2 separate regions of the Homo sapiens genome follow, and region 2 is linked to region 1. Evidence: chromatin loops called from intact Hi-C (ENCODE). Cell type or tissue: PC-3. All regions are shown on one strand.

What was found. Peaks named below come from ENCODE experiments on the same cell type or tissue, not always from the same donor. Only the 100,000 strongest peaks of a DNase experiment are listed, where the experiment ranks them.
Region 2: it touches region 1 in a loop (2.0-fold over the local background); 1 of 110 quality-filtered maps calls a loop at or near these places.

Annotation. Positions count from the first base shown.
Region 1 is chr13:72,060,642-72,064,641 of GRCh38, forward strand. No RefSeq gene overlaps it. Among named protein-coding and RNA genes, the nearest start is that of DACH1, 200 kb to the left of the region's middle. RefSeq lists an enhancer at 1,908-2,449. In PC-3, no CTCF peak of the experiment used is centred here; a DNase peak (open chromatin) is centred at 2,150.
Region 2 is chr13:72,178,364-72,182,363 of GRCh38, forward strand. No RefSeq gene overlaps it. Among named protein-coding and RNA genes, the nearest start is that of DACH1, 310 kb to the left of the region's middle. In PC-3, a CTCF peak has its summit at 2,298 (motif pointing left); a DNase peak (open chromatin) is centred at 2,438; H3K27ac peaks cover 1,336 bases.

The DNA.
Region 1 (4,000 bases):
ATGAACCAATCAAAAATAATAATTACAACAAATTTTCAAGACATAGGCAGTATAATAAGATATAAACGGAAGCAACAAAAAGTTAAAAATCAAAAGTTAAAATATTGAGTTTTATTTGTTAGTTTGTTTATTCAATTAGTGTGAAGTTGTCCTCAGTTTAAAGTAATGGGTTATAAGATATTTGCAAGCCTCATGGAACATACAATGGATACACAAAAAATAAAAACAAGATATTAAAACATAAAACACCAGAGAAAATCACATTCATTAAAATGAAAACAGGAAGGAAAGAAGGAAGAGAAAAATCACAAAATGACCAGAAAACATATAACATAATGGGAGAAATATGTCCTTACTCATCAATAATAACATTGAAGGTTAATGGAGTGAACTGTCTTATCAAAAGACATAGATTGGGCCAGGCGCGGTGGCTCACGCCTGTAATCCCAGCACTTTGGGAGGCCAAGGCGGGCAGATCACAAGGTCAGGAGATCAAGACCATCCTGGCTAACACGGTGAAACCCCATCTCTACTAAAAATACAAAAAAATTAGCCAGGTGTGGTGGTGGGGGCCTGTAGTCCCAGCTATTCAGGAGGCTGAGGCAGGAGAATGGTGTGAACCTGGGAGGCAGAGCTTGCAGTGAGCCGAGATCGCACCACTGCACTCTAGCCTGGCCGACAGAGCAAGACTCCATCTCAAAAAAAAAAAAAAAAAAAAAAAAAACCCCAAAAAAACAAAGAAAGACATAGATTGGCTGAATGCATAACAAACTAAAACCCAATGATGCTACCTACAGTAAACATACTTCACCTAAAAAAACAAAAATGCATATAGTTTGAAAATAAAGGGATGGAAAAAGATAGTCCAGGCCAATGGAAACCAAAAAAAAAAAAAAAAAAAAAAAAAAAAAAAAAAAAAAAGTAGCAGGAGTAGCTATACTTATATCAGGCAAATTGGATTTCAAGACAAAAACTATAAGAAAAGACAAAGAATGCCATTATATAATGGTAAAGGGCCAATTCAGCAAGAGGATGTAACAATTGTAAATCTGAATGCATTCAATATTGGAACACCCAGATATATAAAGCAAATGTTGTTAGAACTAAAGAGAGAGATAGACCCCAGTACAATTATAGCTGGATACTTCAACACCCCACTTTCAGCACTGGACAGATCTTCCAGACAGAAAATCAACGAAAAAAGTCAGACTTAATCTGCACTATAGATCAAACGGATCTAAAGATATTTACAGAATATTTCATCCAAGGCCCATAGAGTACACATTCTCCTCAGCATATGGATCATTCTCAAGGATATACCATATGTTAGGTCACAAAGTAAGTCTTTAAACATTCAAAGAAAATTGAAATAATATAAAGCATCTTCTCTGACCACAGTAGTATAAAATGACTAATAAATAACAAGAGGAATTTGGAAACTGTAAAAACATATGGAACTTAAATAACATGTGGGCATTTGCTGGCAAGATGGCCAAATAAGAGCAGCTCTGGTCTGCAGCTCCCAGCAAGATCCATGCAGAAGGCGAGTGATTTCTGCATTTCCAACTGAGGTACCCAGTTCATCTTACTGGGACTGGTTGGACAGTGGGTGAAGCCCACGGAAGGTGAGCCGAAGCAGGGTGGGGCATCACATCACCTGCAAAGCACAAGGTTTTGGGGAATTCTCTCCCCTACCCAAGGGAAGCCGTGAGGGACTGTGCCATGAGGAATGGTGCACTCTGGCCCAGATACTGCTCTTTTCCTATGATCTTTGCAACCTGCAGACCAGGAGATTCCCTCCGGTGCCTATGCCACCAGGGCCCTGGATTTCAAGCCAAAAACTGGGCAGCTGTTTGGGCAGAGACTGAGATAGCTGCAGGAGTTTTTTTTCTTCCATACCTCAGTGGCACCTGGAATGCCCATGAGACAGAACCATTCACTCCCCTGGAAAGGGGCCTGAAGCCAGGGAGCCAAGTGGTCTGGCGTGGTGGGTCCCACCCCAAGGAGCCCAGCAAGTTAAGATCCACTAGCTTGAAATTGTCGCTGCCAGCACAGCAGTCTGAGGTCGACCTGGGATGCCTGAGCATGGTCGGGGAAGGGCGTTTCCTATTGTTGAGGCTTGAGTAAGCTGTTTTACCCTCACAATGTAAACAAAGCTGGCAGGAAGTTCAAACTGGGTGGAGCCCTCCACAGCTCAGCAAGGCCATTGTGGTCAGACAATGGGCACAGCTTCAGCAGACTTAAATGTCCCTGCCTGACAGCTCTGAAGAGAGCAGTGGATCTCCCAGCACACCGTTCGAGCTCTGCTAAGGGTCAGACTGCCTCCTCAAGTGGGTCCCTAACCCCCGTGTATCCTGACTGGGAGACGCCTCCCAGTAGGGGCCAACAAACACCTCATGCAGTAGAGCTCTGGCTGGCATTCTGGGACAAAGGTTCCAGAGGAAGTAACAGACAGCAATATTTGCTGTTCTTCAGCCTCCACTGGTGATACAGGGACAAACAGGGTCCACGGTGGACGTCCAGCAAATGCCAGCAGACCTGCATCAGAGGGGCCTGACTGTTAGAAGGAAAACTAACAAACAGAAAGGGATAGCATCAACATTAACAAAAAGGATGTCCACCCAGAGACCCCATCCAAAGGTCACCAACATCAAAGACCAAAGGCAGATAAATCCATGAAGATGGGAAGAAACCAGTGCAAAGAGGCTGAAAATTCCAAAAACCAGAATGCATCTTCTCCTCCAAAGGATCACAATTCCTCGCCAGCAAGAGAACAAACCTGGATGGAGAATGAGTTTGATGAATTGACAGAAGTAGGCTTCAGAAGGTGGGTAATAACAAACTCCTCTGAGCCATAATGCAAGGAAGCTAAGAACTTTGAATAAAGGTTAGACAAATTGTTAACTAGAATAACAGCATAGAGAAGAACATAAATGACCTGATGGAGCTGAAAAACACAGCATGAGAATGTCATGAAGCATACGCAAGTATCAATAGCCAAATCAATCAAGCAGAAGAAAGGATATCAGAGATTGAAGATCAATGTAATGAAAGAAAGTGTGAAGACAAGATTAGAGAAAAAAGAATAAAAAGAAATGAACAAAGCCTCCAAGAAATATGGGAGAATGTGAAAAGACCAAACCTACATTTGATTGGTGTACCTGAAAGTGACAGGGATAATGGAACAAAGTTGGAAAACACTCTTCAGGATATTATCCAGGAGATCTTCCTCAACCTTTCAAGACAGGCCAACATTCAAATTCAGGAAATACAGAGAATACCACAAAGATACTCCTCAAGAAGAGCAGCCCCAAGACACATAATCATCAGATTCACCAATGTTGAAATGAAGGAAAAAATGTTAAGGGCAGCCAGAGAAAGTTGGGTTACCCACAAAGGGAAGCCCATCAGACTAACAGTGGATCTCTCTGCAGAAACCTTACAAGCCAGAAGAGAGTGGGGGCCAATATTCAACATTCTTAAAGAAAATAATTTTCAACCCAGAATTTCATGTCCAGCCAAACTAAGTTTCATAAGCAAAGGAGAAATAAAATCCTTTTACAGACAAGCAAATGCTGAGAGATTTTGTCACCACCAGGCCTGCCCTACAAGGCTCCTGAAAGAAGCACTAAACATGGAAAGGAACAACCAGTACCAGCCACTGCAAAAAAACATACCAAATTGTAAAGACCATTGACACTATGAAGAAACTGCATCAATTAATGGGCAAAATAACCAGCTAGCATCATAATGACAGGATCGAATTCACACATAACAATATTAGCCTTAAATGTAAATTAGCCTAATGACCCAGTTGAAAGACACAGACTGGCAAATTAAATAGAGTGAAGCTCCATTGGTGTGCTGTATTCAGGAGACCAATCTCACGTGCAAAGACACACATAGGCTCAAAATAAAGGGATGAAGGAAATTTACCAAGCAAATGGAAAGCAAAGAAAAGAAAAAAGCAGGGGTTGCAATCTTACTCTCTGATAAAACA
Region 2 (4,000 bases), 120 kb after region 1:
AAAGCCTTGTTTTCTGTGAATGATTTTATAAGTAATTTTATTTATAATGAAATCAATGCTAACTATCCACAACTTCATGTCTTCATTTATTCCTACAAAATTAAACATTTTCCTAAATGAAAATATTAGCATGCCAGTCTTTGTGGTTTCTGGGTATGGGATAGAGCTGTAACATGGCACATACCACTTTGGAGCAGAGAGTTCCCTTATCCATCAGAGGGAAGTAAAATTCTGGTGCTGGGCCAGGCACTGTGGCTCACGCCTGTAATCCCAGAACTTTGGGAGGCTGAGGCGGGCAGATCACAAGGTCAAGGTATCAAGACTATCCTGGCCAACATGGTGAAATCCCATCTCTACTAAAAATACAAAAATTAGCTGGGCATGGTGGCGCGTACCTGTAGTCCCAGCTACTTGGAAGGCTGAAGCAGGAGAATCTCTTGAACCCGGGACATGGAGGTTGCAACGAGCCGAGATTGTGCCACTGTACTCCAGCCTGGCGACAGAGCGAGACTCTGTCTCAAAAAAAAAAAAAAAAAAAATGCTGGTGCTGGTGCATTGGACAAGGGCTCTAGGTTAGAAAAGAAAATTCTGTCTTTCTGTCTTTTGGATCCTGCTGTTCCTTACTTGGCCCTTTTTGTCTAAAAAGGATAAAAATAAACATTTTTCAGTTTATCCCATCTGCCAAAAGCAAAGGTGACCACTCCACTCTCCTGTTCTAAGATTAAAAATATTCAATATATTGAGGATATAGGTTTTATGCAAAGGAAACATTAGTGTGTTTCAGACAGGTGTTCTCTCTAGTTATCTTCAGTTGTTCTGCCTCTCTTACAGCCTTGTTTCTCAAAGTGCGGTCCTTGAACCAGCTGCATTAGCATCACATAGGAACCTAATGGAAATACAGAATTTCAGGTCTCATCTCAGACCTAGTGAATCTGAGTCTGCATTTCAGCAAGAACCCAGATGACGTGCATGCACATTACAGTTTGAGAAGCACTGTCCTAGGACATACTTTTGGAGGCTCGATTGGGTAAAAAGCCCCTGGACCCAGCTAGACTGAAGTGTGATTGATTTGTTGGTCATGTGACATCAGATGGCTATCCCTGACCAGAAGTGTTCCAAGGAATCTTTTAGGTGTTTAGTGACAAAAAGTTTATTCCACTCAATGGATTTTTAAAACAATTACTGGATGACTCTCCCTTATAAAAAAGAGAGAGGAAAATGAAGTCCATTATTGATTTGGAGTTATTACAGAATATCACGTGCAAGCAAGGGAAGGCAGAGATGTCTGGCATACTTCTCTGTTGGGTGGGCACCATTGGAGGGGTAAAGGAGTAGAATTTACAGAAACATGGAAAGGCAAGTTTTTACTTTTGTAAATATTTGCCAACTAGGAAGTCAGAGAAGCCTGGAGGAGGCATGTGTGGGATGGATATTTTCATCGGTCTGGAGAATTATGCTGTGTTTGTTTTGTGATGTTTTCAAAATAATCTGCTGTATTATGGTAATGGAATTCTATGTGCATTAAGCTGTTGAGAAGCTTTATATAAAATATTTATATTTTATCAGCTCTTGAACAAAACTTTATTCTCTCCTGTAGGGCTATTGTCTGTTGCACACCTTTTGCCTATTATCAGTCACAAAGTATCAGTACTGAATTATTCTGTCAAGTGTGAATCTAGGAACTTTACACCTGCCAGTTCAAACTGATTTTCAACATTGTGTAAAAATGCCAAAGATTGGCTTGTCAGTCTCTGTTTGTGACAAGAGTCCTGTTCATGTTGCTCAATGGTTTGCAGAGGTTTTCTTTGAAGAATTATTTTTATATGGTTCAGTACATCACAATATCCCAGACAATAATTATCCTACATGCTAGGTAAAAATAGAGCAAATAGATTGAAAGGGCTTCTTTAGTTGGTAATTATATGTGAATGTGTTGGGAAAAAAGTTATCATCTCACTTTTGTCTGATTTATTCAAGCCCCAGTTGTAAATAAATGCAATTTTTGTACCTATGTAAAACTGCAGCATTTGTGACTGGGTAATGTAACTATACTTTAATAATGGAGTGGCTCCTCTTGTTATGGCAACGGAACGGATATAAAGTCATGCTAACAGGTGAATAAAGATCTGTGGCAGAAGTAGTCAAACTTCTTTCCCAAGCTCAGGAAAGCCCTCTTAAAATTAAAATGAAGCTTTTGGAGATTTGTGGTAAATTGCTGCCTCTTTCTTTGGATACATTCTTCCTTCTTATTTTGAACAAGGGTCAACAACACCTGGAGGTAGTAACTAATCTCTCCGGTCGATGACCTCTGCTGGCAGGCCTGAGCCAAAAACCTGGTTTCCTGATAGGTCTGGAACCAGCCTCAAGGTTCATTGTTCATTTCTTGCTCAAGCAATGCCAGAAGCATTAGGCTCCAGTTTCAGGCAATAATAATAGTAGCTAACACGTTGTGAGTGCTTCTTGTGTCCACTGACTCGTGTAATCGGCTCATAACAAACCTATGTGTCATGCACTGTTCTCAGCACTGCACAAACATTAGCTTATTCAATTTTTATAATAAAATTATGTCCATTTTACTGATGAGGAGACACGTACAGAGAGTTAACAAACTTGCCCCAGGTCACACAACAGTAACAACAAAGCCAGGATACAACCCCAGGCAACCTGGCTTCCTAACTGTATTAGGCACTACACAGAGTAATGCTAAAGCTTCAGTTCCTGCCCCGCACCACACATTGTATCTCATTTAATCTTCACAGTAACCAAATGAAATAGGTTGTATTAATAATAATCCTCTCCTATGGTTTGCATAGTGTTCCCTCCGAAACTCATGTTGAAATTTAATTGCCAATGTAATAGCATTGGGAGGTGGGGCCTTTAAGAGATGATTAGGCTACGAGGTCTCTGCCTACATGGGTGGTTTAATGCCAGGCTGAGTTCATTTCTTGGTTCCTCTACTTACTTGCTGTGTAACCTTGAGTAAGTTTTATAAACCTCTCTGGACCTCAGTTTCTCTATATTTAAAATGGAAATCATGTCATTAACTATGTCATAGGGTTGCAGCAAATGTGAAGTAAGTACCTGGTACATCGTAAGCACTGAATGGCAGCAGTAGGATGTCAATATTTTATTATGAAGACCAAAATAGTTTTCACAGCTGTTCTAAAATCGGACTTAACTAAGAAAATAAATTTGAAGTAGAAAATTACCACATGCATGAAATCTTTTTAGTTTATAAGTGCTTTAAACTGCAATAGGAGTAATGATGACCAACAAAATTAATTTGTATATCAGGCTACAGAGGTCACAAAAATTCTTTACATATATCATCACGTTAGAGAGTTATAATAACAGATTGGTATATATGGAATTATTGAGGTTAAGTGCTAGGATTGAAACCACACAGATTGTAAGTGGAAAATGCACTGCGAGTTTCTGAATACCAAACCTAGTGCTTTCCACTTCATTACTCTGGTGGTAAACAAATCTTTTAAAGCTTAACATGTGCAGGATTTGAGCAGTCTTTGAAAGATGTAACTTGTCTCCATAAGTACCCTCAACAATTCTGCTTTGACTCACAGGTTGTGTTCTTTCTTGTGTTTTTGAATAAAAAGCTGTTACTGATGCTTAAGTCATAGGGAGCTTATGATGCTAGATTTCTGGGGGCCATTGTTACAAAGTCACTCAGGGTGGGCCAAAGAGTTGATTGGTTCAGGAAGCCTGGGAGTGAGGCAAGGACTGACTCTGTCAGGACTCACCATAGTTCAGAAAAATATTACAAAGATTATAATCTAATATTGTTCTTTTGCTGGAATATTATTGAACCTCATGTCAAACTGGAGGGTTACAATACAACTTCAGGGTTATTGACAAGAAAAGTCCAAGAAACTGTACAGTTAAGAGGAAGCTAAGTAGATACAGTGACTAAATGTCAGGTGGTATTCTGCATGGAATCCTGGAACAGAAAAAAAGGAGATTAGGAAAAAACTAGTGAAATTCT